Regions from separate parts of the Mus musculus genome. Here regions 1 and 2 are each linked to region 3. The links are chromatin loops, found by intact Hi-C in ENCODE. Cell type or tissue: left cerebral cortex. All regions are shown on one strand. Links, peaks and the distances in the headings refer to the core of each region. The heading gives the core; the rest is flanking DNA.

Region 1 (11,038 bases), core at 3,970-8,969, 68 kb after region 3:
TCTCTATTGAGGCTCAATCTTGAAGAATCTGTTAATACATTGTTCACATTCGTCTCTCCACAGTCAGTTAACCATTCGAAGGATTTATTCCCGGAGTGTTTTGGTAATTGGCCAGTTTCACAATGAAGCTGGCATAAATAGTTATTTATCATTTGTTGCCATAGTTACAGAGTAGTTAAAAATGCAGCAGTGTTTCTGGTTTTCTCAGTCCAGCCTGACAGACAACGTAGGCAAGGGTATACTACTAGAAAAAGTGTATTTCATGCAGAGAAAGAGAGTGTGCTGAGAAAGAAAGGTTTGCCCAGGAGTAAAAAGAAAGAGCAATGGAAAGATTATTTATGGAGTACACCTTGCTTCTCATGACTTAGCTCACCATGCTTCTGGCCTGGGGACTGGAGGGGTTTTCTAGCAAAATACGGGAAGCAGAATCCATTTGGGAGGCCTACAGGCTCATTTCCCACAGCTGAAGCTATCCACTCCATTGCTAAGTTTGTAGGGCATGGATGCAGTGGGTGTCAAACTCCTCTAGTTTCCTTTCAGGCTGTAAACTGCAGGCCAGTAGCGTCCTCCACACAGCCACCCAAAGTGGACTCTCCCATGTCCATCTTGTGCCATCTCCTCCCACATGGTTGGGGAATGAGCAGAACAGGCAAGACTCTGATGCTGTTTCCACTGTGTTTACTTTCCAAAGGCTTTTATACCCTTTCTGTTTCCATGGTCACCTTATAACAAAAGCCCCTTGTGGCTCTATTTCTATATAATTGTCTCTACCTTTTCACTACATGAGTGACATGACTCTGCTGACTTTAATGGATACCAGAGAAAATTCGAGATCTCATCCCTATACCCTCTGCCTTTTTCTGCTAGTCTCTACCCCAACTTAGTAGCACACTGTGAGAAGATTCTCACAGAGGTGTGTGGACAATCTAGTTTCTGATTACTAAGCTCTGTCCATACCCCTTCCTCAACAACCCCTCAGACCCTAGGGTATGCACTCCCTGCATGTGAGACAGTCTTGGGGATCCTGGGGGAAGAAGCCACTATGAAGCCCCAGACATGGGTTTAAGCAAGGAATTCCCTGGTGCAGGGAAGTTTGTCTACAGGACAGGTGGCTTTGGGGCTCCGTGAGTGATCCCTACTTAAAGGTGAATATGTCACAAGAAAAAGACCAGAGCTAGTTGTATAATTCTTAGGAGTTCATATCTTAGTAATTACTTTTCTGGGCTTCGTGATTTCATTTGCAACATATTCAAATTAGCATTTTTGTTTGTTTGTGTGTTTGTTTCCAGTAGTTGCACAGAGAGAGCTAGCAGTCCTACTGTGTTCCATGTTTCAGCAGTCTCACTGGATGCTTAGTTTGCCATCTCTACCTACTCAGACCATCAGGTCGGTTCAGTAAATTGAATTATCTTCTGTAGTTTGAAAGTGGCTTCTTCCCATTTCTAATTGTAGTGTCAGCATCCCAGTACAAGTTCAGTTTATCCAGAGTCTAGGATTTCTTAATAGAAAAATATATTAACACCCTCAGTTTTAGAATTGGGACATACAGCTTTGCTAATTTTCAGTTCCTGTTCATGAAGCCATTGTGTTTGGGGAACACCATGTGATTAGTAATTGTGTGTCAACTTGGTCAGGCATGGGATGCCCAGGAGCTGACTAAACAGTATGTCTGACTATATCTGGGAGGTGTTCTAAAGAACTTAGCATCCACATTGCTGGACTGACTAAGGCACATAACAGCTCCATTGTGGGTGGGCCCCATCTGGTCTGTTGCTGAGTGAATAGCACTAGGAATATAGGTGAAGGTTGATACCCAGCTTCATTTGGGGCATTGATCCGCCATTGACATTCCTGATTCTCAGGCTTTCAGGCTGACTAGAATCTCAACTTTTAGCTCTTCAGTCTTGAGACTTCTTCCAAACATAACACTGGCTTTACAAGTAGACACACATAGAGAGCCACATGTAAATCAAGGGCTGGAATACAGACTGAGAAAGCTGTTGCTAGGCAGTTTTGTTATTTGAGTGTGACGTACACTATTGACAAAAACATTGTGTATCATATGACTTTGTATACAGAACACACATAAAGAGAAAGACATATACAATTGGTCCTATTTCTTTGAGGATCTCTGACTAATACATATTACTTGAAATATAAAATTCATATTTTCCTTTATGGATCTGTAACTCAGGGGCTTTGGAAGGGAAGCTACTTACCATAGGTCATTTTTCAAAGGCAGGCAAAGATAAACATGAAAGGAAGGAGAACTACTTGGAGGAAGCTAACACCGGGGCTTGCATGTTTCTATTTGCAGGAGTTATGTCTTTCAAAACACTCAAACTTTACTTCTTGATATCTATGCATGTCTAAATAATTTTTTTCAAAGAGAATTCTAAGAACACTATCTGTGCCCTGTAATAAACTACACAAGGCTCACACCATTCACTGTAGCAAACAGAAGTCACTGAAAACTAGAGGTTAGATTTAAAGGATGGTTTTGGCGACAGTCCACAGAGTCCTGGGAAGTTTCTAGGTGGTCTGCTGGTAGATGCTTGTACATGCTGGTACATGCTTGTACATGCTGGTAGATGCTTGCGATCCTCCAGCTCTGTCAGATCTATTCTTTGGCTTTTTGGAGCAAGGCTCTTCCCCTTGTTTCTATGCTAGTCAAGATTCAGCCAGAGAAACAGGTCCACTGTTAGAGATAAATAATGCAGATTTTATTGTTATAAGCCTTTCATTGTCCAATCGCTAGCCAGTAGCCACATGACAGTTTAGATCTAAGTTTATTAAAGGGAAAAAAAATGAAGTTTCTCTAGGTATAGTTCTAGCTATTAGTGACTCCCCTTCGAAGAAGCTCATATGTGGAATATTTTTTTCATTGCAGAAGTTAAGAGTCCTTTAGGTTGTACAACAGTGGTTGTCACCTTCCTAACGCTATGGCCATTTAATTTAATTCCTCATGGTGTGGTGACCTCCGACCATAAAATTATTTCATTGCTACTTCATAAATGTAATATTCCTACTACTATGAATTGTAATGTAAATATTTGATATGTAGAATATCTGATATGCAACCCCCAAAAGGGCCGTGACCCACAGGTTGAGAACCACTGTCTACATGATGTGGGGATTGGTAGCAGAGACTACAGTGTTTGTCCCTATCCTTGGTTCTTGTTTTGAGCCTGAACCTCATTAAGGACCTGCTAGAACTCCTGTTAGAGAAGAACTCCTGTCATAGAGGATAGCAACCTCAGAACCATAAAGGTAATCTAGAACTCAGGAAGGACTGAATGAAGCCTTTGAGGACACACTGGATGTGCACGTGTCTTACTTAGCACCTCCAGTCTTAGTGGCATCAGTATCCTGCAGAAGAAGCGTCATGGTCTAAAGATGTACTTGACTTGAGATTTGAAGAAACCATTGGTGGAGATCGAGGAGCTTCAAGTCCAGGTGATGTCCTATGCAGCAGGATAAGCCAGCCTATCAGAGGGAGTGTGGGAAAGCCACCAGCATGCCCAGAGACTTGCATTTTGTCTTTAGAGCAGGGCCAGCATGATGCTGCTTCTCTGCTGCCTTTCAGATCGCGTGCAACATGCCGCTTGTGACAAGCACTGGCCTTACTGTGCAAGGCTTCTGGATGATACTTTCTGCTTGGCTGGAAGACACAGGCCAAGCTTACCATTCGGCTTCTTCAAGGGTTCAGGCATCCCACCTGCAGTGAAGGCAGGGCAAGAGGAGAGATGGTGTCCTGAGTGCTCTGCTCCGCCCTACTCTGCCTTCTCATTAGAAAAACAAAAGGCTTCCCGGGAACACCGAGGCAGGCAAAGGAGGTAGAAACAACGTTTGGATTAGTCCGAAGCATTTAAAAAAAATCTACTGAGAGAGTTCTCATTTGAACTTCATGGTGCACTCACTTCCTAGTTTGAAAATTGTTATTTGAGTAGCAAATTAAACATGCAAACTTCCTTAAAAAATGTATCTTCAAGAGAGCAAATCGGTCCAAATGATAAATGTTCTACATTATAGAAGACTATCGACTAAGGCTACCGAAAGCAAGACAGGATCAGATAAACAACAGTCTGTAATTCCTATTAAAATCAGCAATTTAGTTACTATATTGAATTACAACTAAAGTGTTTAAGTACTTGGTTGCTGGGAACTAGAAACTCACATAAGACCCAATTTAACACTACAGAGATTGCCTTTTTTTGTGGCTGATGGTGAAAGAGGGGCTATAGGTTCAGTGAAAAGCTCAAACTGGGCCAACAAGCCCATCGGGTAAAGGCTCTTGCCACCAAGCCTCTTGACTTGAGTTTGATCCCTGGAATTACATGCTCAAAGGAGAGAAGTGCCTCCCAAAAGCTGCCCTCTGACTGCCACATAATGCACACACACACACACACACACACACACACACACACACGCACACGCACACGCACACGCACACACACACGTGAATAAATGCAATGTATTTTGTAAAGGTCCAAACTGATATCGCCCAAGAGTGGATATTAGCATCCAATCAGTGTTTATTTTCTTTGATGTGAACTAAAAAGCAACAGGAATTACAGCTTCTGGTTCATTCTAGATGGAAGATATAAGTGGAACTTACACCTTCTTTTATATCAGATCAAATGAGATCAAGAGGAGCAGGATGGAAGGCAGAAGCAGGCCACTCAGCAGGGGTGGCTGGATAAGCCTTCAGCAAACTAGTGAGATTTTAGGAAGGTGGGTCCTGAAGCAAAACCAAGTCTGGAACCAGGTTATGGTCCGAACAAATGGGCCAGAAAAGGACATTTTGAGAATGTGATGCAGACCAGAATTCTAACACGTGGACTGTGTGGAAGGTTAGTGAAGCTTGAGTGAAGAGAGTAGGTAACAGAACACTGTCACACTTCCCTGACACCTCACTCTCCAGCGTTTGGGGGAAGCTGAGCCAAGGTGTCTATGGCAGTAATTTCTCACTCATTATCGTGAATAGCATATTCCTGCTGTATCATTGGACCTCTCTTGGTTTTAAACAACTATGATGTCTTTAGAATGCAGACATTTATTTATCTATCAGTTATTATTTATGCATATAATTTGTTTGGGTATTTTGTCTGCATGTAAGTGTGTATACCACATGCATACACATGGTGCCCTACAGAGTCACAGAGGGTATCAGATTCCCTGGGACTGGAATTACAGAGGGTTGTGAATGCCATGTGAATGCTGGACTTGAACTTTGGTTCTCAGGTAGAACAGCCAATGCTCTCAACCACTGAGCCATCGTCCCAGCTTCATCATCTCTAGAACAATGATAACACCAAGCATAACAATCAGCAGTGGTGCTACTAGGCTGAGTGGGAAAGGCAGACGGGAGAGGAGGCACCGCACCGCCAGGCAGGCAGGAGAGTGCAGCAGCTGTCTGGGGCAAGACTCCACAGCTGGCAAGCTAGAAAAGCATCCATTCATTTCATCCACCAGGCTTGGGGAAAGCAAGCTTCCTGGGTAAGCCATGCCCAAGTAAGAGTTTGATGTGCCATTTCCACATCTAGACTCTAGGATGAATAGTCACACTCACCAATCTCTTGCCAGTGAGTCCAGAGAGTTCTAGGAGAGTCTGAAAAGATCTTCCTAGTACAGGACCAATACCTCTGAGAATTTCTCATGCTCTTCCCACCACACTCTACTCACCTTGATCGTTGCTTGGACCCTTGAAGACAGAAGAAGAAATAAAAACTTCCCAGTAAGCTGCAGCTTTTTGTTTTGCTTCTGGTTCTAAGTAGCTTTGATGCAAAAGTGGCTTATAGGAAAGAGAGTTTGCAGCTGAATTTGGGATCTTAGAATCAAATCCAAAAAATGGGTGAAGTTGAAGACTGTCTAAAGCCACATCCCGCTCCCCTTTGCAATTGCAAGAAGAGGAGAGTCTGATCTCTGAGTTGTGCTGTTTTGTGTTGTGCTGGGATTTGTAATGAGAAAGCACAGTGCCTCACTTTACAGCCTCAACCTCCAGGCTCTCCAGTTTCAGTACCCCATCAAAGCTACTTAGAACCAGAAGCAAAACAAAAGGCTGCAGCTTACTGGGAAGTTTTTATTTCTTCTTCTGTTTTCAAGGGTCCAAGCAACGATCAAGGTGACTAAAGCGGGGTGGGAAGAGCATGAGAAATTCTCAGAGGTATTGGTCCTGTACTAGGAAGATCTTTTCAGGAGTGCAGGTGTGTGTTGCCACAGCGCTAGCAGGATCATGAAGATTTCTGTGTACTGTTATCTGCTTCATGGGCGGAGGCTGAGCCTAGGAGTCTCCGAGTCAGTAGCATCTTTCAAGGCTTTTCCTCTGCAGCTCTGAAATCTTGACCCCTGGAAAGATGCCTGGGGAGGTTCACTTTCAGTTTTCAAGCGCTTGGGCTCCCTCTAGAGGAACAACTTCCAAACCTTCAAAACTTCATTGGAAAATAACAAGAACAATCTGATTTTACCTAGCTATACAAATTTAAAGCTCAGAGGTACCACTTGAACATTTTTAGTTGGAAATATCTCCTAAAGGTTTCCTGCTCTAAAGCACCTATGAAATGGGCACAGCTGCTGTCTTTGCTACTGTTCAAGTCTGCTCTGTATAGTAAGTAACACAGGAACAATCATTTCCAGTTTCTGAACTGCAGTCAGCTGCAAGCATTGCTCCCGGGGTGGAACAGCTAGATTAACTCCAATTCTTAGGAATAGCATTCTTAACATTTGTGTGCCTGTAGCACTGCTCATCTTTGGCCCTTCCTTCTTCATCCCTCCTTTCCTTCTGTTTGTCTATGCTAGGCAAGTGCTCTGCCATCGGGCTGTCACCCCACATTTGAGTTTCTCTTCATAGGACTAAATCTGCCCTGTGAAATTACCAAATCATAGCCTGTGATATCCCCTAAGATGACAGCCTTTTTCCATGTCACTTTCTTACTTCTGACTCAGCCTTTCCTTTGAGGTCAGAGTTTATGGGATGAGATTTCTGATTAGAATCCTCACCTTTGATATAGCTCTAATCCCTGAACTCTTGGTCCCTGAAGAATAAAGTAAAAACCAGGTTCCAAAGACTCTCAAAGAGAGAAAATAAAATCCATAAGCTCAGAAAAATGTTTAACAACCCAAAGTCAAATTATTTCAAAACAATGTTGGCCCTCTAAATTATCAAAGCATCCTCAAGACAAAAAGCACACAGTGATAGGTAGATGTGTTGAAATTTGAGCTTTTAATCCCATTTCAGATGAAAGAAATGTGGACTAGGAGGCAGAGGCAGGAGGGTCTCTAGATTGTGTCAAGCTGTGCATTGAACACCTTTTTCACTAGAACAGCCACAAGAAAAAAAAAAAACTATACAGAAAGGACTTGAATAGTAGTTTCTACTTCCAGATCAAGTTGGGAGTTTTCAGCAGTTTCTACCCAATGTTCTTGCTCTAAAACTCTGAAACGTTAAGCCCCTAATTAAATATGTTGCTCTATAAGTTGTCTTGCTCACCTCTCTTATTACAGCAATAGAAAAGTAACCAGGACAGCTTAACATGGCAGCACTTGGTAACAGGTGTACTGGACTGTGCAACTTTTAACTTTGTCTCCTGTTTCCAGTTAGGCTCCTAGTGCATCCTAAGTATGAAACCATCAAGATAATTTATGAATTTGACTGAAAATAGGCTTCTCATTTTCTTGATGGTGCTTAGTTATTCTTCTTAGTTTTAGTATTCTGCTAATAAAAACAACTACAGAAATCAAGTCTTTTGATTTTCTAGGACATGGTAAATACTAGAAACCTTCATTGTGATGATTGTCAAGACTAGACTGATTTCTGAGCCCTTGGTTTTCTCAAAGACTGGAATATTTCCCTTGTCAACTACAGATGGGACCTGTTAATTCTTTTAACTAAGTTAGGCAATTCCGAAAGGCAGAAAGAGGAAACTGCAAAAACCCAACCTCAGTTAGCTGCTAACTTAGCTTTGCTCCACCTGGAGGCTGTTCTGGGAAGAGAAAGCCGTCCATTCCAGGCAGTCACGTGAGAGGAGATTGGTCTCATCCAGAGATTAGACTCATCAGAGCTAAAATTTGCATTTCTGATCATTTCCAGGTAATGAAGCTACTGTTGCTTGTCCAGGCCACACTTTCAGAAGTGTTGATCTAGCATGCCTGCCTGGTAAGTGTGGGGGTTGTTTAGGTTTTGGTGTTTATGGAAGTTCTACTTTTCTGAAGGTCTGGGAATACGTGGCAAGTAGGCTTGAGATGAAATCAATAACTTGTCTTCATAGATTTCACTGTGGTTAGTGTTTGTTGATCATCAACTTGACAGCATTTGGAATCATCTAGGAGACACACCTCTAGGCACACACATGGAAGATTATTAGATTATTAGCTCTATTATGTAAGGTATTACTAGATTAGATTAGCCTTTGGGTATGCCTGTGAGGGACTATTTTGATTTGACTAATTGAAATGGGAAGACCCATCCACTATGGGTGACTGGAAGGTGGACTGGGTAAGAGGGAGGAAGTGACCTGAGTACAGCATCTTCCTCTGCTCCCTGCCTGCAGTCAGTACAACAGCTCTCAAGCTCCTGCTGTCTTGACTTTCTGGAGTATCTTGCAACTATAAAACAAAGTAAGCTTCTCTCCCTTAAATGCTGCTTTTGTAAGTTTGTTTAATCACAGCAACAGAAAAGTAACAAAGACAGTTAGCTTTTACTTAACCTCTTTAAAATCCGTGGGAATCTCAGTCAGGAGCCATACCCTATTGTCCAGGAACACTGGGAATGTAGAGGGAAAAGACAAACGCTCTTTTTATAGTGCTTTCCCTTTTCCTAAGAGTTTACTGGAACACAGAAACTCAGAGACAGAAAGTGGTCAACTGCCATGGAACTGAAAGGACACAGATTCCTGTCACCTGGTGGATCCCATGAGTCACCTGGTGGATCCCATGAGTCATACGATAGATCCCATGAGTCCTAAGCCACTGAACAGGTATTTCTCTTTCCCTGCCACCTGAATCTAGTTTCATCTTTCCTGCATCTTCCTGACATGTGTGATGGTTGTAATATTTTGATTTACCACGAGTCTCTGATTTTCCTTTTGTATTCTGATGGCCACGTTGCTTGTTCAAAAAACACCATGCTGTGATGAATTTACTCCTGGGTTTATCTTATAGCCACATCGTGAGTTTCAACTATTAAAACTTAAATTACTTGAATTCTTCTGTGCCTAACATTAGTTTTTGTTCACATTAAAAAAAAATAGAACCTTTGATTCATTTTTATCTTTGAGTGGAGTCTTACAACTAGTCCTCTCTGGGACTGCACATACAGAGCCTCTGTGTCCCCTTTCAAGTACAGAAATTATAAAATATCTTTGTCTCTGATTTGGTGGGCTCCATAGCAAGAACATCCAGGGCCAGGTTCTTTATTGATTCACTACATCCTTAGCTTGTCCAGCACAAAGACTGTAGCACTGTATCAGGCATGGCACATTGTCCTCAAGCTTTCCGGTGCCCCTGCCTGCCCCGTTCACAGTCCACATTCCAGTGTGAGCCCCCAGCTCCAGCCACCAGACTGCCCCCATTTCAAAGCCTCCAGTTACCAGCAGACAGGACCTCCCAGAACTCTGGCTCCTATTGCTGACCCACCCTCTACTTCAAGGTGTGAAAACTGCCACTCTTTTAGCCCCTTCTCTGTGAGGTTTTGGTCGTGTATCCCACATTTGGGACAGATGAAGCTGCTAAGCCTGCTGCCCTCCCTCACGCCTGCCTGCCTGCCTCTGTACATTATGATCCTTCAGACCCAAAGCTCACCCTGGGTGCCTTTTCCTCTTACTTTCTCAGTTCAGTTCTAGACACCTTTTCAAATATACTTTCACGTAAAAGAAATAAGTATCTCAAATCTTAGAAAAAGTAAAGAATTACAGGATAATGCCCGTGGACAAGAGAAGCTGTGATTCATGCTTTCTTTGATTTATTTTTGCCAGTTATTTTTTTTTTGTGTGTGTACATATTTATTAGTCACACCACAAGTAGTTTGCATCCTCCTTTTATCACTTGAAGTTTTGCTTCTTTAGTCTTTATTGTGTGAGTGTGTGTGTGTGTGTGTGTGTGTGTGTGTGTGTGTGTTAAATTCCAATACTAGTACCCTAGATCATTTTAGGCTCTTAGTGTATACATAGTAAGGCTGCTATCAGGAAAGGATGTAGAAACTGACACACTTGCCAGAGCATCATGAATATTTGCATCTCAGTAACCTCTCTAAGTTTTGTAAGCCACAGTGTTTTGCTTGGCCCTGCATCATTTAATTCACCCTTTGCATTTCTTTGATTAGGCCGCATGGTTCCCTTCATTTTGTAATGACATGTGTTCCTTCTTCTGTGGACTGTCTTTGACTGTCCTTTTAGTTTTCAGTTGTCCTGTGTACCCACTTTCAGTGTGTTAAGGAAACACCTGCTCCCTGAGAAGTTCTTCAGATAGGCTTGCATGTAGTTCTGCGGGAGTGGGTGTGGGGTGTGGGGTGTGGGGTGTGGGGTGTGGGGTGTGGGAGCATCTTAGCACTGCAGGAGCACAGTACTCCTGAGAAGCTCCATTTGCATTACAACCGCTCACTGTCTCCCTCCAGTGGACAAAGAGCAACTCGCACCTAGCCAATTGCTGTGCATGAGCTCTGTGTCAGTGATTTAATCCTCTAATGATCAATCAGTGAGGATCCCTGCTCAGTGGATTCCTGTAACTGGACATGGCTACCATCAGAGCAGTTTATCAGCGTTTCATGGAAAGCAAACAGGAGCACTAAGCTCTTGGATAAGTCTAGGAAACTTTGTTTAAGGTAAAATAAGCCCTATTTTGGAAAATCCACACTTGCATGGCTAGGGATTGAAATATTGCTGGCAATTATTTGCTCATAGAAAAAAAAGATTGTTTATATCTAAAAAAAAGTCCCCTGCAAAATATTATAAATTGTATTTTTTGATTCATTTGGTGCTTTATCAAATTATCTAGACAAATACCTTCTAGAAGTAGGACACAAAAAGATGCACCTCCTCAGACA
Region 2 (11,038 bases), core at 2,265-7,264, 93 kb before region 3:
TTAATTCTCTTCCATGGAGAGGTCTGAGAAGTGCCATGCTGCTACATTCTTTACATACTCCTTCTGAAGTGGCCGCAGGAGAACCTGGACTCGCTCACTTTGAAGGCACCCACAGAAGATCATACTCCCTTTGCCCCTTTGTCAGCCTTAGTCTTGGGATCCTGCGGCTCGTGCTTTAGGCTTTAGGTTTTTCCTGGGGTTTTTATAGTGCTGAGAATTTTACTTCTTGAGTCTTGTTTTTATTTGCCCCAGGAGGAGGGATATATATATATATATATATACATACATATATATATATATATATAAAAACAAACTTCTGGTGTTCTGCCTATGGAAGATGGGATTGCTGTATGTTACCAGTATACTTTAGTTGCTATAGAATAAAGGAGTGGACTCACATTTGGAAATTTTTAATCAACACAGTCACATTCACCATGAACAGTTCGTGTGTGTATGTGTGTAGATTTACAGGAGAGATTTTTTTTTTTGTGTGTGGGGGGGTTGCTATAACCCCCTTTTGCTCACAGATATCTGCAGGGTATTTCTGTGCGCTCTTTAGCCTGTATAGCTCCCTAACAAAAGACACAGAAACCTGATATTTTTATTAAGCTGCAAGCCAAGCCCGGCAGGTTCTGAGCTATGCTAACGCGTATTCCAACCACAGACCCTGTGTTACTTGGTGATTGAGTCTTGCACTGTTCCATGGACATCCCCAGGTGGACTTCTCAGGTTACATGCTCAGGATCCATCCTTATGGTCCATCCTGCCGCCCCCTCCTTTCTTTGCCCTTTCTCCCTACCTGAGACCCCCTAGTAGTCCCAAGTTCCACCTTCCTCCCTCCTCTGTCCTAGTCCAAGCACTGGCTTTTTATTTGCCCATCAGAGATTACTGGGGAGCATTCTTTACAGCATATTGGTCAGTACAGGGCCCATGTCTGGACTGTAACCCGATCTTGGGGTACAGAACTCAATACACAGTGCACAAGAACAGCCCCAGAAGTTATTATCGCCCAGTAGTTTGTGCTTTGGATTTTCTGGCTACAATGTTACTAATTGTTTTGTTTTGAACTCAATGTTTTTCATTTTGAACACTTTTTAAAAAAAAAAGATTTATTTATTTATTATATGTAAGTACACTGTAGCTGTCTTCAGACACACCAGAAGAGAGCATCCAATCTCATTATAGATGGTTGTGAGCCACTGTATGGTTGCTGGGATTTGAACTCAGGACCCCCAGAAGAGCTGTCAGTGTTCTTAACCACTGAGTCAACTCTCTAGCCCCCTGAACACTTCTTAATGGGGAAAATTTAGATCATTTTATGAAGTTAGTCTATTTTTAGAAAGTATTATTAAACCAGAAAATAGGCGAGCCACCTACCTGATAATATAATCACCTACCATTTTCTGCTGCTAATTTGCACTTAAGATGTAAAGGGCTGGGCTAATACTGTGTGCAGAGTGTTTGCTTTATAAGCAGCTCGCGAACTTGCTACCTCCTCTGGGTATCTGAAGCTTGGGCTCTTTACCAATCTTTATGGTTTTGTGTCTGTACTTCATTCTGGCATAAGTTAAGTTCTTCTACACACCATACACCTTTTACAGACAATTCACACAAAACATTTTTCACTTGATTTAGAGGATTTGGGTTTATCAGATTTAGTAACAAAAGTGGACTGTTTACACACTGTCTAGAGTACCTCATTGGAGTTCAGTGTGTATCAATTTTTGCTCTCTGAGCCCCATTCAGCTGTAAGACAGGCTGACTAAGACTGCTTTTAGAAGTGCTCTGATGGGGCTGGTGAGATGGCTCAGTGGGTAAGAGCACCCGACTGCTCTTCTGAAGGTCCAGAGTTCAAATCCCAGCAACCACATGGTGGCTCACAACCATCCGTAAACGAGATCTGACTCCCTCTTCTGGAGTGTCTGAAGACAGCTACAGTGTACTTCCATATAATAAATAAATAAATAAATAAATAAATAAATAGAAGTTTCTTAAAAAAAAAAAAAAAAAAAGAAGTGCTCTGATGGATAAATGAATAGATAAGGCATTAACTATAATATAGCACCTAGCAGATTTTAGGCCTGCCATTGGTTCTCTGCCTTACTCAGGTGTGAGATGAGCAGTCCTGGTGGGCCAGTGTGTCCCAGGTCCTATGTAGACACTTCCTTGAGGGCAAGTTGTAAAGAAGACGTCTGTAGATTATCGTCATGCTATCTCAGCTTGTTATATTCCTGAGCTTCCTCAGGTGACCTCACATCAAAGTGGAGGGAAATTGAGAGAAATTTCTCCTTAGCATGGCTTTTACCATGTTTATACTTTGTTGTTGTTTGAGGCAGTGCCTCAGTGTATAGCTTGGGTTGGCCTTGAACTCACAACCACCTTTTCTCACCTCTCGTAGTGGGGATTGCAGTGGATTCCATCTCACTAGCTAGCAGTTAGACTTCTTTCTCTTGTCTCCCACTTGGAGGTGCTGCTGTGATTGTTCATCTTTTTGGTGACTTGATGTATCTTGGTTATAAATTTTAATAGTATATTTCTTCATAGGTCAAATAAATATGCTACAACTCTCCCAGCCCTGCTACTGGCCAGGCCTAAAGAAGGTAGAATAGAGAGTGTCCCACTAGACACCACCCTGGTACAAGACATGGCTCAGATACTAGCAAATGCACTACTGGAAGCATTTGTGAGTATATTGTATATAATAAGGAGGTTATTTGAAATAAAATTCTGATTGATCAATGGTAATATCACATGATTAGCACATAAGTTTTCAGCTTTCAGAAGCTCTGGGGTGTCATTTTATGGCTGAATACTTGCTTGATTCTGTTTATTTTATACACACAACTTTTCTAGTGTGCTGGTAAAACTTCACTGGCTTCCTGGGGCCAAAGTGTCCAGTGTCCGGTAAACATTGTTACAATAAAGATGGTCTAGAAGGTCAGACATCCTGGTTGTAAATTCTTCCGAGTCCTCACTGGCTCTGTGTTGTATTTGCTGCTCCTAAGATTTCCATGTGTATGGTACAGAATCACTGCTGGGAGTAAATGTCCGAAGAGTGCCACTTAGTAGAGAGTGTCTGGCCTGTAGCAAGCATTCAGCAAGTGTTAGCTATTGCTATAATTTATACAGTTTTAAAATGCCACCATCTGACCCATTTTCTAATGCCCTTTCCTGGAGTCACAAGCACACCAGGTGTAACCTAGGATACTTGATTTCAGTAGCTACAATACACTTGTATTTCTGAAGTTATGATGGGGTATTAGTATCAGCTATAAATATTGACTGAATGATCTCCTTTCTCGTTTCTTGTCACGGTGACCTACATGCTAATACATTGGGTAGGCTAAATTAAAGATTACATAAAGGGTAGACTTTAAAACAAGTTTCTGTGTTACCTTGAGTCTGTCCCCCCAACCCTCCTGCTAAGTTAACAGGTCATAATTAATCAAATAACTGAGTTAATATTTTTCAGCATGTGGTTTTCTAAATCATTGTTCTAATAATTTTTAAGAGACATATTGTTAGAGAAATGCTACCTTAACATATACATAGTAGAGTAAATTATATATTCAAATAATACAAGAGTAATAGAGAAGGAATTTGGACTCAGCTGTAACTTCTCCAGGTTTAAACTTGAGAATATATTTCTCCAAAATCTAAAAACAATTATCAGTCTCTTCTTATTTTATTACTTTTTTTTATACTCCAGTTGTTACTCCCTTCCCAGTCTGCCCTCCTACAGTTCCTCATCCCATTCCTACTCCCCTGTCTCTTTATTAAGTATATTTTCATGAAGGAAAATATATTAATGCTTATTTATAATATCTGCTCAGTAATAATTTGTGTTAATGCTCTGTATTAACTAGTTTCCCCTTGTTGGATATTTGTTATCTTTTAGACAGCTTGGTCTTTCTCTCTTGGCTGATATGGAAAAGGAGACTGGCCATCACTGACCTTTGCTGTCCCAAATTCCTATTCTATTTAGTCATCCTCCTGCAAACAGGCCGGTCTGTCCAGGTCACCAGTCTGATAGAAAATCTGCAGTTCCCAGGAGCTAGAACCCTGCCTGGATGGATCGTTCCTGTCTGGTCGTGCAGTTACACTTGCCTCTTGCTTTCCCTACGCTGTCATCCGTCAGCTCCCTGATGCCCCACATGTAGCTGTAACAGCTCTCTCTGTTGTGATGATAGCCCTCAGTGTCTGTAGCTCTGCTGGAGTACAAACCCAGCCTGTCAGGACCTTATTCTTGACACAGGGACTTTCTACGGTATCAGAGTGACACTTCCTCCCCTCCCCTTGTCTTTTTGATAGGTTGGCTTCCTTAGCTGTTGAACATGAGCAGTGTTCAGGGATCACAGCAGTTTGCACACCTCTCTCTTCTAGTGAGTGAATTCCTCGAGGGCAGCAAGTTTCTTACACCTCAGGCTTCTTATTCTTAGTACATGAGATGAGCAGAAGTCACCTTCATCTCATGTTTCTAGGGCTCTGAGAGATGTGTCATCATTTAGGAGAGGATGCCATCCATGTCAGAGATAGGCAACAGGTAGAACTGCTGAAGGCCAGCCTAGGGCATTTGAAGAAGCAGACGTAGGATTTAACTTGTGGCGTAGGAAATCTAAGATGATTATTGTGAGAATGAAGAAAAGAAGTAGAAGAAAGAGTGATTGGCAAAGGGAAGGGAAAGGTATATGCCAGCTTGGGTAAAGGTTGTTGGCATGGTTTTAAAAAGTCAAGTTGTTGGTAAGGGTTTCTAGTGACCCAGTGAAATCAGCTGGTAGGTAGTAAGCCTGCTTTCTCCTTCCCTACAGAGCCTCTGGGAACATTTCTCATCTGAAATGAGATGATGTTTCTAGCTCACAGTGCCTCCAGAGGGCACTGTACTACTGCGGGACACCCTTGTAAAGCAGTAACAGGAAGGTGGTAGACAGTTAGATCTCTTACTCCTCACTAAATTCCTTTCAGCTGCTTTAAACCCAGAAGAGGTAAAAATTGGCGTTTGGGCTTGTTTAGCACATCTTTAATTGTTTTAAACATCCAAAGGATACATATGTTTGGAAAAAGCGAGCTAATCATGGAGAGGGGGGAAAAGGTTATAATTTCAGTTTCGCTTATGTTTAATCTCTAGTAAATTAAAAAACAAACAAACAAACAAAAAAAACCCCATACTCGATGGAAGAGTGAAAGAGTGTTGTCTGTCATGGGTGTACTAGCTAATCTAGGTCCAGAGCTCAGCATGAGTTATTGTAGAGATACCAACCTTTGTGTTCTTAAAGTCTGTTAGCAATTTTATTTTGACTATAATTCATTACTGTGATATAGTATTGAGTAAGAATTTTTAAAGATTTACTTACTGTGGTCAAATCTCTGAAAAAAAAGTGTGAATTTCATTTTATAAACTAAAATTGCGTGAGTGATTTGAACATCATTTCTGATTTATGCTGTATCATGCCTGTGTTTTTGTTTGAGGAATTTTAATTATTTTTTTTAACAGCCAGAAATCACTGTGGAAAATCTTCCCACATATTTAAGATTTCAGAGACCGCTACTTCTCTTGTTTAGTGGTGGCAGCATAAACCCTCAGTACAGGAACACGATCCTGGCACTGGTGAGACAGAAGCAGCTGGATTCGTTTACCCCTTGCTGGTTAAATCTGTAAGTCTATGTTGTATGGTCTTGTTTTGCTCTAAGAGGAAGGCTGGGGGAAGTCTGTGTTGTGGTGTCTGCCTAAAATCATAGCATCATGAGTTCAAGGCTACATGAAGGAAGTCGAATTACATTTTCATTAGTAAATGAAATTCTATAGCCTTCGAGTTAACATGCAACTAAATACACCATCATGATATTTTTATAACTAGTTTCCTCAGAAAAGTTCAAAGATGACCTTGTTTAGACCTGTTATTGTAAAATAACTGTAGGTACTATTTTCTGATTTTAAAAAGTAGTAGATGTCCCCTGAAAACAGTGGCAAATAGGAAAGTAAGCATTGAGATATTTACAGACTTCAGTCTGTGTGGTGACAGTCAGCCAATAGCAGTGGAGAAGGCCTTCACGCAGTGCATCCCTTTGTGGCAGTTTCTGGCGTGTTCTCTAGATGCATCACTGGTGCTTCATTAAATGTCTGTGAGCACGGTTCACATGTGCACACATGACCCTTACAGATAAGCGGTTCACATGTGCACACATGACCCTTACAGATAAGCGGTTCACATGTGCACACATGACCCTTACAGATAAACGGTTCACATGTGCACACATGACCCTTACAGATAAACGGTTCACATGTGCACACATGACCCTTACACATAAACGGTTCACATGTGCACACATGACCCTTACACATAAACGGTTCACATGTACACACATGACCCTTCTTCAGACTCACAGATAAAAGCTGTGCTTTTTAAAACTTAATTGAAAAGCAAGAAGAATGTGGCAATATACATCATTTTTGTCTTACTAACATTACATCTCACACTTGAGGGAAAGTTTACCTCGGTAACTTCCACTGTAGGTATTAAAGTAGTGTTTTACGTAATGTGAAGTGTGCTGCATCAGGAAGCGACGCTTCTTTAAAGTGTAGCTCCTTGTAGGACTGTAGTTCCGGTTTTAGAGCTTCAGTGTGGAATTAACATTCTTCCTTTCCCAAGGAAAGGGACAATCTTAGGGGAGAGGAATGTTCGTAACAGGAAGCATCCTGTTAGACTTGCAGAACATGCCAGTTTGGAGCTGACACGTGAGGAGGCACTAAGGGAAACCGACTGATTGTAGAACCCGTGTTGATTGTCATGCAAAGTCACTGGGTGCCTTCTGTTCCTCATCATAGACTGCCCCAGATCACAAAGACACTTGGGAAGCATTTGATTGCTAATATAATTGTAGATCTCTTGTTTTGGTGAAGTCTCTTCATAAGCTCTCTGGCAGGCTAATCATTGAAGCTCATTGCTCGATAAATGACTATTTTCTTCTTCGTCGTCATAGAAGGAACGATTAGAGTACTCAACCATCCTTTCTTGCAGGAAGAACACTCCCGTGGGGAGGGGCATCTTGAAGGCATATTTTGGCCGTCTGCCACCACTTCCTCAGCTGCTGTTGGTGAATCTGCATTCGGGTGGCCAAGTGTATGCATTTCCTTCATCCCAGTCTGTGACGGAACAAAGCCTTGTGTTGTGGCTGAAACATTTACAAGCGGGACTAGAAAATCCCATCAGTAAGTTGTCTCTTTCCTTCAGGACATATAGTGCTGTGTTTTGCTGCATTCGTTTTAAATGTTAATCATAGCTAATGAAGATGAACAGTCTAGACTCCTCAGGTTCGGGATGGAGACACTGCCTCACCTTCTAAGGCCTCTGTTTTCAGTACTGATGTGCTCTTAGTCCATGTTGCTCTGCACATTGCCAGTGTCTTCAGCCATGTGAGTCTTGTAATCACTAGTTCAAAACCTGCCACTTTGGGAACAGTGACTGGTCAAAGTGAAAAGCTGTTGTGCTGTCTTCATACACAAATTCTCCCATCCCGGCTTGTTTTTAAAAGCTTACTTCATATACTTATTTTTTAAAAACTATTTTAAATAGGCCAACTAAACTTTTTAGTAGACTTTTTGGTTAGGTAATTTATCTGATATATTATCAACTTGAATCAGTCTTTCTCCTCTAATGACCAGTATTTTATTATTTAAGATATTTCATATCATATATTTTGATCATACTTTTTTCTTCAACTCCTCCCAGATCCTTCCAACTCTCTACCCACCTAACATCGTTTAAAAAAAAAGACAGCCAACAAATGAACTAACAAACAATAATAACAACAAAATGGAAAAATAAAACCCAGTAAGACAATAGATACTAAAACATAACATGCAAAAAAAGAAAACAGACAACAACAGAAAACCCCCCAAATTACCCATGGAGTCCATTTTGTTTTGAACTACAATTTCTGCACTGCTGTGTCATATGGTTGGTAAACCCCGTGACGCTACCCTGGAGAAGACAGATTGCCCCAGGCACTATCAGTTGCAAATAGCTTTTTGATTATGGCTGCCACTTGTGCCCAAGTCTTCTCTGTGCTGGAATTTTGTCGGCTTGAACTGATACAGGCCTCTGCATGCTGTCAGTCTCTAAGTTCATATGTGCATCAGTCCTGCTGTGTCTGGAAGGCGCTATTTCCTTGGACTTACAATCTCCTTTGGTTCTTATATCTTTCTGCCTCCTCCTCTTTGTAGATCAGTGAGCATCAAGGGGAGTTTAGTAGTTACATCCCATTTAGGGACAACTTCTCCAAACTCTTGTCATTCCCTGCATATTGTGACCAGTGTTTTAAAATAATGTGAAGATTCACTGCATGACACTCATCTAAAAGGATTACCTAATCACTGTGTATTTATAGTTCAGTTGACTCCATAGCACTTAAAATTATTACATGTCTATAATTAACTTTAAAAATGGACTTGTTTTCATAAAGTGTGTGGAAAAAGATATTGACCTAGAAACAGAAAATGCTTCAAGATTAAGGCATTACTCGTATGAGTAACAATGTTAAATATATTCCAAAATACTTTCTTCTGGAATGATTCATAGAAATAGTTACTTTTCAGAGCCAGGAGATGCTCACTTGGTAAAGTTCTTGCTGTGCAAGAATGAAGGCCTGAGTTTGATCTTCAGCAGTCACAGTCAAAAACAACAACAGCCGCAACAACAACAACACCCAAAAAGGCAGGCGTGGTAGTACACTGCTGCGTTTTATAAAAAGATATGGGAGTTGCTGTAAAGTGTGGGGGAGGGGTGCCTCTGTGGACCCATGCTGAGGCATCCCTTCCCCCTGAGGGACCAGCTATATGACAGTATGGTATAGAATAGAGTTGATTCAGGCCATGGGGAGGGGAGTTGAGGGTGTAGAGACAGAGAAAGGCAGAGAGAGAGAGAGGAGAGGAGAGGGAGGCCATGAGCATATGGAGAGAGAGCAGGAGGGGAATGGAGAGAGTGAGGGTAGGAGGAAAGGGACAGAGCAGGAGCCAGAAAGCAAGAGAGAGAGAGAGGAGGGGGCAAGCAGCCATTTTGATAATGAGTTAGGCACACCTGGCTGTTGCCAGGTAACTTCGGGGTGGAGCCTGGACAAAATGCCACCAGTACTCACTTGTAATGCATTGCTGAGATGGCAGAGGGGAGCAGATCTGTGGAGCTAGCTCGGTTAGTGAGCTCCGGGTATGAGACCTTGATCAAAAGTAACGGAGGAAGACACCATGGACACCATGCTTTACTTCTGGCCTGGCCTCCGTGTCCGCGCGTGTGCACACACACACACACACACACACACACACACACACACACACACACGTCTTAATTAGGGTTTGTTTTGCTTCGATAAATACAATGATCACACAACATGGGAAGAAAAGGGTTTCTCTCGCACTTACACATCATAGGCCATCACTGAAAGAAGTCAGGGCAGGAATCTGGAACCAGGGCTGATGCCAAGGCTATGGAGAGGTTGTTGGGGAGCAGGGGGAGAGGAGAGGGGATAGGGGATTTTCAGAGGGGAAAGTAGGAAAGGGGATTTGAAATGTAAATAAAGAAAATGCCCTACAGATCTGCTCATAGCCTGATCTTCTGGAGTCATTTTCTAAATTGAGGTTCCCTCCTCTGGGATGACTTTAACCTGTGTTAAGTTAATGTAAGACTTGCCAGAACACAAGTGCACACACATTGAAACAAAAGTTTAACATGTGATGGCACACACCTTTAATCCCAGCACTTGGGAAGTAGAGGCAGGTGGATCTCTGTGAGCTTGAGGTCAGCCTGGTTTACACATGAGTTCCAGACCAGCCAAGGTTACACAATGAGGCCTCTGTCCAAACAAACAAACAAGGACACTTTTAGGAGGACGACTACAGAGGGTGAAATCTAATTTTAAGGGTTTAATCTACAGTTTTAAGGACGGTCTACTGAATGAATGTGACAGGTATGTATGATTTATTATTTGTGTGTGTGTGAATATGAGTGCATGCTTCCCTCAGAAAGCAGAAGAGGGCTTGAGTTCCCTGGAACATGAATTGTAAGCCACCCATTATGGGCATCAAAAAATTGAAACCAAGAGTAGCAAGGGCTCTAACCATTGAGCCACCTCTTCTACCCACAAACGACTACTTTATAAGTGACTGCTTTCTTTTACTCAGTTTTGTAAGTTACTTTTTCTTTTTCTTTTTTTTTTTTTAATTTTTGGAGACAGGATTTTCTTGTGTAGTCCTGGCCGTCCTAGAACTTGATCTATAAACCAGGCTGGCCTCAAATGCTGTGAAGAGTCCCTGTGGGGAGTGACACTATTAGGATGTGTGGTCTTGTTTGAGTAGGTGTAACCTTGCTGGGGGAAGTGTGTCACTGTGGGGGCAAGCTTTGAGGTCTCCTATGCTCAAGCTTTGCCTAGTTTGACACACAGTCTCCTCCTGCCTTCAGATCCAAATGTAGAACTCTCTGCTCTTTCTCCAGCCCCATGTCTGCCTGCACTCTGCCATGTTTCCCACCATGATGATAATGGACTGAACCTCTGTAACTGTAAGCCAGCCCAGATTAAGAGTTGCCATGGTCATGTTGTCTCTTCACAGCATTAGAACCTTAACAAAGACACCACCCTATTCCAGTCTTTTTTTTTTTTTAAATCTTTTTTGCATGGTATGATGGCACAAATATTTAATCCCAACACCCAGAAGGCAGAAGCTGGTGGATCAATATAAGTTTGAGGACAGTTTGTTCTATAGGGTGAGTTCCAGGACATTACATAGAAAAACCCTGTGTCAAAAAAAATCATAAAACAGCCTTGTCAGCCATCAATGGGAGAAAAGGCCCTTGGTCCCATGAAGGCTTGATGCCCTAGTGTTGGGGAATGCAAGGGTGGGAGTGAGTGGGTGGGTGGGGGCACACCCTTATAGAAGCGGGGCAGGGGGGAGATAGGTTTCTGGGGGTGGAAATCGGGAACTGTGATAACATTTTAAATGTAAATAAATAAAATATCCAATAAAAATGACTAAGCATAAAAAATGTGACAG
Region 3 (11,038 bases), core at 3,477-8,476:
TGCTTTCATAGTAAGTCAGAGAAAGGAAGCCTCCCCCAACGTTTAGATTCTAAATTAATTTACCCACGTATATATTTTAAAAGCTATCATGCGTTCATTCTGAACTTTGAGAATCCTGATTACTTTGGAGTGCATCCAAGCTTGTATTATGAAATATCAACCTACTTTTATTTTGTTTATTTGGCTATTTATTTTAAAAATTCTAAGTCAATATCTTAGTAATCACAAAGAATAAGGTTTTAAATTTTTTTCCCAAATGAAATAAATTAAAAAGAATGTTGTGGGGCAACGGGCTATGCACAGACAGACTGGACTCCAGTCGAGCTTAGGTCTTGAACCCGGTGGGACCCAGTGGGTGGTAATTTCCACCTACTTAGGACGAAAGGCATTAGATCATGTCTTCTGGGCCCCTGGCTCCTGTTGAAATTACTGCCTCCACAGCCCCCACAGGAGAGGCGAGTGGCTATCAGTCACGTAGGAGTAGCACCAAGCCTTCCTGCAAATAAGATATCTCCCAAACTCTCAGTCCAAGCCAATGAGAGGTACCTGCTGTCGAACCCTGAATCACCCCCCAGAACTGTATATAAACCCATCCAGGGAATTAAAGGTGCACGAGAACTACTCCTTCGTCTGAGTCTTGTTCCAAGAGCTGTATGTAACACTTGGGAAGAGATCTTCTCTACCGGAAGAGCCACCTCAGGTCCTGCCCCACTCCTCACTGGATAGTCAGCTTCTCGGCCCAGCCCTACCCAACTCAGTTCAGAGCTGCTGGGAGGTACAGAGCGACCTGGAAGGCATGGCAGAGACTTTGTCTCCATGCCTGCACTCCCTTCCCTTCCATGGAACCCCTGCACCAGGCCTGGACAGAGATCTCCGTGGAAAACCTCTGGAACCCAGGCCCACAGAATGTCTTGAAATTTATTCTTGGGCCAGAGAGACAGTTCTTAAGAGCATTGGCCACTCTTCCAGAGGCCTCAAGTGGTGGGCACACAACTGTATGCAACTTTAGTCCCTGAGGATCTTGCATCTTCTCCTGACCCTAAGGACACAAGGCACACACATATGCAAAATGCCCATACTCACTTTAAGAAAACAACAACAACTCCTCTGTCCTCTCTGTGGTTTGAAATAGCATCTACACCATTTACATGTCCACTCAGTGCATCTCTGTCTTGTCCTGCTGTTCCGTCAGCCCATTCCTAGCTATCACCAATCTCCTGAGAGCCAGCACCTTGTTTGTATTATTTCCCCTAACGAATATTTCAGATTTGAATAAAATTATGTAAGTGAAAGTTGGCAACCCTGGGTCTTCAGCAGCACGCAGTTTGGCCTGGATCATTAGCCTGGGATTTCGGTCTACTGTGACTATGTTCTCATACTCTTGCTGTCGACATGAGCAGCCCTGTGGTTCCAAGGCTAGAGATGTAGCTCAGTGTTTACCTAGCATTCTCAGAGCCCCAGGATTAATCCTCAAGACCATTGGAGAACAAGAGTGTCCTTGTCTGACAAGACTTTTCAGGTGTGTAGAGCTTGTTTCTGCAGTCTCCTGCTGCAGCCTCCACACATGCCAGCTGTTGTGAACGGTGTACTCAAGGGGGCCAGGGAGGCCGGAGTCCCCTCAGTTTCATGCTTTCCTAGACCAGTGGTCTCAGCAAGACCTGATACTGTGTAGCCACAGCAGCCTTCGTTGAGTTCAGGAATAGCAGATGCCTGAGTTAATTCTTAGCTGTTTTGAACCAAAGCTTCTTCTTCCAAAGATAGAAAGAACCTGGTACTAGCGGTTGAGAGAAGTAGTTCATTATTCAAGAACTGCTGTAATTCTGTAAATCATATACATTTCTTGAATGGAAAAGTAGGCTTAACTGGAGAAGCTGGGAGCAAGGCACAGTTAAAGAACGCATACGTGTGTGTGTGTGTGTATGTGTGTGTGTGTGTGTGTGTGTGTGTGTGTGTGATACTTGGTGTCTGCATGCCATTTTGTGTCTAAGATTGGTTCTTATGAGGATAGGTTTCAAGAATTACTAACTAGCTTGATAAATGAAGGGTACTGGAGGCTATGGAAGCTGGGTAAGGTGATTACACACAAGTCCATCAGGCTCTAGGGAGGTTATTTTAGAATCATAAATATATGCTTTGGAAATCTGCCTGCTTCTAGAGTTTCAATGTCCTGTAATTATTTTTTATATTCTCCCTTATTTAGTTAACATTTTCAAGGTCAGTGATAAGCTACAAAAAAAAAAAATCAAAAGGAACACAAAGATATTAACAAAAAAGTCTACAAGAAAATACTAAGTCCATTTCAACTGGGTCAAAGGGAGCTAGGGAATGGGATGGTGGCCAGGGTGTGGGTTTGTATTTGGTTTGGAGATACAGTGCAGTGGGAATCAACATGAAGAAAATCTACCCGGACATTCACCCCAGAGTGAATTTCTGGGGACTCCAGTCTTCTACTGAAAGATCTGTGCTGTTAATGAGAATTTTTTACTTGGTTTTTACTTAGCTATATAATTCTAAAATTGTGTTTCTAACCTGCTTAGAAGAATAGAAAAGTTGGACACTTTAAACCATTTAGTATTATCAAAGACCCACTTTATAGATTACTTTAATATCAATCCAAGTTTGGACAAGCTCAGCCAGCTAAAAGGGACAGAAGGTAATTGCCCCTGCGTGGCTTGTTGCTTGAGCATCTAGTGGGAGATTTCCCGTTGTTTCCACCACATTTTCCTCCTTCCTGGAAGGATCCTGGCTTGCTTCACTTATTGTGAGAAACTCTAGTGTGTGTAACTATGTGTCGGGTAATGAAATGAGCGGAGCCGTGGCCTCTCTTACCTGTTCACCCGTGCTTCTGCAGGGAAACATCTTGATAATAATGTCAATGTGCTAAAATATTTTCTAGAGGATGCATGATTTTAAAAAACAGTTTATAAACCAAATATAATCTACAACATGCACCTTGTTTTAGAATTTTAACTGCAGCTGGGCATGGTGACCTGTGCCTAAAATATCAGTGCTCAGAGGACTGAAACAAGTTCAAGGGCAGCCCAGGCTAAATAAATAAATAAATAAATAAATAAATAAACGAACGAACGAACAAAGAAAGAAAGAAAGAAAGAAAGAAAGAAAGTGTGAGCTACAATGTAACAATATTCCCAAATGGTTGTCTCTACTCGTTCTTTTGTGAGAGACCTTCTCTGTCTTCCATATTTCAACCTCCAAAGTCTCTAGTATTTCTACTCTCTCTGGGTAGCTTTTTTGAGGTCTCTCTCAAAGCTTCCTTGCATGAAGATTTATGGCAATGGTTAATGTTCAGATGAAGTTTTTAAAAAAGTTCCCAGAGTGATTCATTCTTAATAGAAATTTTGGAAAAAAAATAGCACCAAATATGAGGACCCGAGGTTATATTTCCAGAACCAACACACAGAGAGGGGACATGTAAGCAGGGACAATGGTCCCTGTCTGTATGTGAGCTCTGGGATACAGAAACCCAAGGCCAGCCAGTCTAAGACGAAACAGAAATCTCCAGATTCAGCCAGAAACCTGTCTTGAAACCTACAAACAAACAAACAAACAGACAGACAAACAAACAAACAAACAGACAAACAAACAGACAAACAAACAAACAAACAGACAAACAAACAGACAGACAAACAAACAGACAAACAAACAAACAAACAGACAAACAAACAGACAGACAAACAAACAGACAGACAGACAGACAAACAAACAGACAAACAAACAAACAGACAAACAAACAAACAGACAAACAAACAGACAAACAAACAAACAGACAGACAAACAGACAAACAAACAGACAAACAGACAAACAAACAGACAAACAAACAAACAGACAAACAAACAAACAGACAGACAAACAAACAAACAAACAGACAAACAAACAAACAGACAGACAAACAAACAAACAAACAAACAGACAGACAAACAAACAGACAAACAGACAAACAAACAGACAAACAAGGTGGAGAATGATTAACAAAGACACCTGATGTCAACTTCTGGCCACCACAGATACATGTATACAGATATACACTCCCCACCCCAGTGCATCCCCTACACACACGTGCACACTTACCCAAATGCTAAATAATGAGAAATGTTCACAGGGTTTGCTTTTGCAAGTGTAGCAGATAAAAGAAGAGGAAAGGTCCTTTGGTACACAGATCCTAGTTCTTGCCTAAAGTCCTGTGGGATGGGATCATGTCTGACTAATGCTTTGATGTGTCTCCTTTCCAGGAATATAGAATTCAAATGGAAACTACAATCAGAACACAAATAACCATAGTTCTAAACAAATGGGCACTTGAGTAATTTAAAAACTTTTACGAGCTATTTTTAAAAGAAATACAGCTGTGCTATAATCAAGTACATAGAGTAAATTGAATTAGCTGCCAACAAGAATTTTCAAATTTTATTTGCTGTCGATGATGTGAGTCTCTGCTGGAACGTTAGGCGCGTCTTGACCTTTCAATCACATTAAAAGTTCTACCCAGTGTAAGTTATTTTTATCTTAAATTTGTATGTATAGGAAATTCTAGCATTCGGATGATTATTTGATCAGGAACACACGTCACAGGATGAGGAAGAACAGAGAAATGAGCCTCTACCCAGAACCAGGCTGCTGTGGTTAGTTTTCTCCTGTAGTGACATGTATTCAGGGACGTATAGATGGTTAAAGTTACAATCTTTTATTTATCTATCTGCCTGTTTATTAACTATTTTGTGTATATACTTGTGTGTGTTCTCACACATATGTGTATGCGTTTGTGTGTGAGAGTGTGTGTGCCCGTGTGCCCATGGAGGTCAGAGGTTCATGTTTGGTTTCTTTTTAAATCAATTCCATTCTCTCTCTCTCTCTCTCTCTCTCTCTCTCTCTCTCTCTCTCTCTCTCTCTCTCTCTCTCCTCTTAGAAGAATTTTGATCATATCCACCCCCCCCCCCCAATTGCCTTCACTGAATTTTTTTTTTGAAACAGAATCTTACTGGACCTGGAGCTCCTGGCTTAGCTGTATGTCTGTCCACATATCCCAGGGATCATCCCTGTCTCCCAAGCCCCAAATGCACAGCCTTGACAGCTCCTCAGTGTCTCTGTGCATAGCCTGAGTTGGTTCAGTGATTGGAAAATTAGACATCTCTGGTTAGCCAATCATCAGCCCTCATACTGACAGTCTGCTGACAGACCCCGAATGTCTTTCTTAAAAACTGATCATTACTGAAAGGAAGCATAGCAGATTGCAGAGGGAGGAAAGCCTTGGGCCAGTGACAGCCCCTACGGCCCTGTGTAGATGCTGTTTAGAGCTGGCCCTGAGCAGCTCACAGGCCCTCTGAACCAGGCTTCATCAGGGAGGAAGTCCACTCAGGGGAAGACAGATATTGTGTAACAAGTGAGAGCAATTGGCTGAATGGAAAGATTACTTCTATCTTTGCTACTGAGCCTCTGCACTCTGCCAAATATATTTATGCTCCTTGGCAAAGAGCAGATTCTCATTTCTTGGCAAAACATGCACGCAGGCAGTCTTTTACAGTACCTAGTAAAAGATTCTAGTTTGTCCGAACTCCTTTCACTGGGTCTTAAAGGATACAGTGGGTGGATTTAGAGATCTACTTCCTAAATCTTCAGAGAGGAGAGTTCTTCACTAACAGATGAGGGCTGGGCAGCTAACAGGAAGAGGCCTCTTTTGCAGAGATGTTTAGCTTGTGTCTGCTCCTTGCATTCTTGCTGATTCTGAGACACAGAGTGAGTCATGATTCCACTTAAAAGTGTGTGATACTTTCCAACCCGCCTTTCGCTTCTTCATAAATTTTGGGTACACAATGGGCTCCTCTTGTCCTTGGTTCTGTCTAGGGTGAAGGTGGCAGGGTCATTTCAGCCCTGTGACATCACAGAGAGCACCAGGGTGAGCGATTAGGGAAGTCATTAAGAGGCACTCCAGGAGAATGCCCCACGAAGTCCAGGCCAGAGAATCAGGCATAAGTGAGCCCCTGGCACACAACACTAAACAAAACTGACAGAAATAAAACTCTGGTTCCTGAAACTCGTGGCTTTCTCTTCTGAGAATGTTCTTCAACATGGAAAAATGTTTTACCTTGTCAAACATGCTGACTCTGACTGCTGCCAGGCTACTTAGGAAGGGTCAGTCACCATGAGGTCCTGGACATAAATTTGTGGCCAGAGGCTCTGGACACATTTGTGTTTGTGAAGGGAGATTGGAGAAGAGAGATGGGAGAAGGGAGAGGAAGTAGGTAGAAAAGCACCAAGCTAAGATTCCCTCCCCCTTTGGAGCTCCCTAGGGTTTTATGTGATAGGCAGTCTCCTGTGGGTTATAAATATCCCGTCATTTAAGATTCTGCTACTGTTAACAAGGGTTTGTATTTTTATAGTTTAAACTCCACTTTCATAAGAGAACAAGATTCTCTACTTGGCCACATTTATTCTACTCTTCTGAAGTAGTACGAGAGTGGTGAATCTGTAGCACATATGACTCTTGTTTAGTTCCCTGTGAAGACATTGTTCATTGGTCTTATCATCCCTAAAAGTTCTCAGGGGCCTGGAGGGAAGGCTCAGCAGTTAAGGATACCTGCTGCTCCAGCAGAGGATCTGGGTTTGGTTACTAGTACCTATCAAGAGCTTACAACTACTAGTAACTCCTGCTCTAGAGGATGTGATATCCCTTCTGGCCTCCACAGACATGCCTGCACACATGTGTGCACATACACAATAATGATGATGGTGATGGTGATGTTTATGATAAAGTCAATTATATAGAGCTTTTAGAATACTTAATATTCTAGGCAACTGTTATTTTCTTCATTTACATTTCAAATGCTATCCCCTTTCCTAGTTTGCGAAAGTCCCCTATACCCTCCCCCCGCCCTGCTCTCCAACCCACCCACTCCCGCTTTCTGGCCCTGGCATTCCCCTGTACTGCGGCATATAATCTTCGCCTCTCCTCCCATTGATGGCCAACTAGGCCATCCTTTGCTACATATGCAACTAGAGACACAGCTCTGGGGGATACTGGCTAGTTCATATTGTTGTTCCTCCTATAGGGTTGCAAACCCCTTTAGCTCCTTGGGTACTTTCTTTATCCCCTTCATTGGGGGTCCTGTGTTCCATCCAATAGATGACTGTGAACATCCACTTCTGTATTTGCCAGGCATTGGCATAGCCTCACAAGAGGGTTAGTTGTAGTTTATCTGACTAAACCCAGACATGGCAGTTCTCTGCTGTATATGTGTTGGGGGCCTCATATCAGCTGGTATATGCAGCCTGGTTGGTGGTCCAGTGTCTGACAGATCTTGGGGGTCCAGATTAATTGAGACTGTTGGTCCTCCTACAGGGTTGCCCTCCTTCTCAGTTTCTTCCAGCTTTCCCCTAACTCAACTACAGGTGTCAGCAACTTCTCTCAATTGGTTGGGTGTAAATATCTGCATATGAATCTTTCAGCTGCTTGCCGGGCCTTTTGGAGGGCAGTCATGATAGGTCCCTCTTTTTTTTCTTTTTCTTTTATTGGATATTTTCCTTATTTACATTTCAAATGTTATCCCGTTTCCAGGTCTCCCCTTCTGAAACCCCATCACATCCTCCCTCCCCCGCCTCTATGAGGATGCTGCTTCACCCGTCTACTTCTGCCCTCATGCCCTGGCATTCCCCTACACTGGGGTATTGAAACCCCAAAGGATGAAGGGCCTCTCCTCCAACTGATATCCAACAAGGCCATCCTCTGCCATATACACTGGAGCCAAGGGTCTCTCCATGTGTACTCTTTGGTTGGTGGCCCAGTCCCCAGGAGCTCTTGGGAGGTCTGGCAGGTTGACACTGTTGCTCTCCTCACAGGGCTGCAAACCCTCTCATCTCCTTCAGTCCCTTCTACAATTCCTCCATCAGGGACCCCACACTCAGTCCAATGGTTGGCTGTAAACATCCTCCTCTGTATTTGTCAGTCTCTGGCACAGCCTCTCAGGAGACAGCCATATCAGGTTCCTGTTAGCAAGCATTTCCCAGCATCCGCAATAGTGTCTGGGTTTGGTGACTGTATATAGGATGGACGCTCACATGGGGCAGCCTCTGAATGACTTTTCCTTCAGTGTCTGTTCCACACTCTGTCTCCATATTTCCTCCTGTGAGTATTTTGTTCCCCATTCTAAGAAGCACTGAAGCATCCACACTTTGTCTTCCTTCTACTTGAGCTTCATATGGTCTGTGAATTGTATCTTGGGTATTCTGAACTTTTGGGCTAATGTCCACTTATCAGTGAGTGCACACCATGTGACTCCAGAGAACCAAATAACCCTATTAAAAATGGGGAACAGAGCTAAACAGAGAATTCTCAACTGAGGAAACTCAAGCACTTAAAGAAATGTTCAACATCCTTAGTCATCAGGGAAATGCAAATCTAAACAACCCTGAAATTCCACCTCACACCAGTCAGAATGGCTAAGTTCAAAAACTCAGGTGACAGCAGATGCTGGCTAGGATGTGGAGAAAGAGGAACACTCTTCCATTGCTGGTGGGATTGCAAGCTTGTACAACCACTCTGGAAATCAGTCTGGTGGTTCCTCAGAAAATTTGACATAGTACTACCTGAGGGCCCAGCTGTACCACTCCTGGACATATAGCCAGAAGATGCTCCAACATGTAATAAGGACACATGCTCCACTATTGTTCATAGCAGCCATATTTATAATAGCCAGAAGCTGGAAACAACCCAGATGTCCCTCAACAGAGGAATGGATACAGAAAATCTGGTACATTCACACAACAGAACACTACTTAGCTATGAAAAACAATGGCTTTATGAAATTCGCAGGCATGTGGGTGGAACTTGAAAATATTATCCTGAGTGAGGTAACCCAGTCACAAAAGAACACACATGAATAGACCCCTTTTTGTGAGCACTCCACAGCTTCAGTAATAGGGTCAGGCCTTGGGGCCTCCCCTGAGCTGGATCCCACTTTGGGCCTCTCATTGGACCTCCCTTTTCTCAGGCTTTTCTCCATTTTTGTCCCTGAAGTTCTTTCAGACAGGAACAATTATAGGTCAGTTTATGACTGTGGGATGGTAACCCTCTCTCTCACTTGATGTCCTGTCTTCTGCTGGAGGTGGGCTCTACAAATTCCTTTGAGGGATGGAGGGACCTGTGTATGTTGCAAACTGTGCTTCACTTCCAGCCTTCCCCTAGATTGTAGCACGTTTATTATCTCAGAAAACTCAATCAGAACTTATGAGAACTGCAAGTTCTCAGAACCAGAAGGACATTTAAAGTCTCTCTAGTTTACCAATCTATATTTTGTTTGATACCACTTCTTATGACGCCTCTGGGAACTGTGCCGTCATTAACATTCATGTTCCAATTTCAGCCTGATTTCTTTCTGGCTGTATCACTCTACACATGGTAATCACAGTGTTATGGTAAATCTCTCCAACCCAAATATGCCCCAGCAATTAAAACACAACACAATTAATATGAATACATGCTGTGCGCCTAGATTGGGCAGATCTACCGCTACACTACCATCTTCCACATCTATGAGACCCCTTATAACTTGCGGTTTCTCTATGCCATGTGCTTCTACTCTGCTTCGCTTCTTCTTCCTTCTCCTCTGAGTCCTCTCCCTCTTTCATTTTCTCCTTCTTCTTTCCTGTCCAGGAGGTTTCAAAGGGACATGAAAGTGTGTCTTGGACCCCAAACCCCAAATGCTGAGAGCAAAATGCTGTGGGAACCTTTCTTCACCTATGACCTTTTGTATGTCCTTGGATATTTTTGGTAGTCAAAAATGACATCCCTCGAATTTCATGAAGTCATTGTTTTTAATAACTCATCATTAGGGGGCAGAGACTGAAGGATTCTGAGAACTTACTAGCTGGGCAGGATAGCCAGAAAAGTTAGATTATAACTCAGCAAGAGGCTCTCTAGAAATAAAATAAGAAGGCAGAAGACACGTGATGACTTGTTCTGGCCTCTAAGTGTACCCACACCTTACTGATATGTGCTCACACACACACACACACACACACACACACACACACACACACACACACACACTTAAAAAATAAAAAGTAAAATGTTCTGGAGGGAATAATAATTGAAACACAGTGGAGAATCACCATTTGAGAAGAGACCCAGTATAAAAGTCTAGAGTCATGCTGTCATTGTTACCTGCAACTCCAGAAGACAAGGGAGAAGGAAAAAGTGTGGTGCCAAACTGGAGAGTGCAAACATCTCTGGGGATGGCAGGACAGCAAAGTTTGCCTCAAATGAATCAAGTTCTGCAGTTACCCTGTTGTCTCCCCAGAGTAGTATTCCATTGTGAAAATGTACCACATTTTCTGTAGCCATTCCTCTGTTGAGGGATAGCTGGGTTGTTTCCATAAATATGACTTCTGTAAGCATAGTGGAACATGTGTCATTATTATATGTTGGAGAATCTGCTGGGTATATGCCCAAGGGTGGTATAGCTGGGTCCTCAATAAGTACTATGTCCAATTTTCTAAGGCACCGCCAAACTGATTTCCAGAGTGGTTGTACAAGCTTGCAATCCCACCAGCAATGGAGGAGTGTTCCTCTTTCTCTACATCCTTGCCACCATCTGCTGTCACCTGAATTTTTGAACATAGCCATTCTGACTGATGTGAGGTGGAATCTCAGGGTCGTTTTAATTTGTATTTCCCTGATGACTGAGGATGTTGAACATTTTTTTTAGGTGCTTCTTGGCCATTTGAGTTTCCTCAGTTGAGAATTCTCTGTTTAGCTTTGTTCACCATTATTAATAGAACTCTTTAGTTCTCTGGAGTCTAACTTCTTGAGTTTTTGGATATATTGGATATTAGCCCTCTATCAAATTTAGGATTGGTAAAGATCTTCTCCCAATCTGTGGGTTGCTGTTTTGTCCCATTGACAGTGTCCTTTGCCTTACAGAACCTTTGCAATTTTATGAGATGGCACTTGTCAATTCTTGATCTTAGAGCATACGCCACTGGTGTTCTGTTCAGGAACTTTCCCCCTCTGCCCATGTACTCAAG

The links. A loop is a pair of places that touch in the nucleus more often than their neighbours do. Peaks named below come from ENCODE experiments on the same cell type or tissue, not always from the same donor. Only the 100,000 strongest peaks of a DNase experiment are listed, where the experiment ranks them.
Region 1: it touches region 3 in a loop (7-fold over the local background); 6 of 42 quality-filtered maps call a loop at or near these places.
Region 2: it touches region 3 in a loop (2.0-fold over the local background); 4 of 42 quality-filtered maps call a loop at or near these places.

What each region holds. Positions count from the first base shown.
Region 1 is chr14:44,977,024-44,988,061 of GRCm38, reverse strand. No RefSeq gene overlaps it. Among named protein-coding and RNA genes, the nearest start is that of Ptger2, 5.6 kb to the left of the region's middle. In left cerebral cortex, for the core only: CTCF peaks have their summits at 6,402 (motif pointing left) and 7,972 (motif pointing left); DNase peaks (open chromatin) are centred at 6,379 and 7,975.
Region 2 is chr14:45,136,587-45,147,624 of GRCm38, reverse strand. Txndc16 (thioredoxin domain containing 16) reads left to right here. Exons shown (of 21, transcript NM_001310534.1): 18 at 2,545-2,683; 19 at 5,492-5,652; 20 at 7,017-7,207. Among named protein-coding and RNA genes, the nearest start is that of Gm34362, 35 kb to the left of the region's middle. In left cerebral cortex, for the core only: a CTCF peak has its summit at 4,861 (motif pointing right); DNase peaks (open chromatin) are centred at 4,867 and 7,023.
Region 3 is chr14:45,044,663-45,055,700 of GRCm38, reverse strand. No RefSeq gene overlaps it. Among named protein-coding and RNA genes, the nearest start is that of Ptger2, 62 kb to the right of the region's middle. In left cerebral cortex, for the core only: no CTCF peak of the experiment used is centred there; DNase peaks (open chromatin) are centred at 5,620 and 6,273; H3K27ac peaks cover 1,456 bases.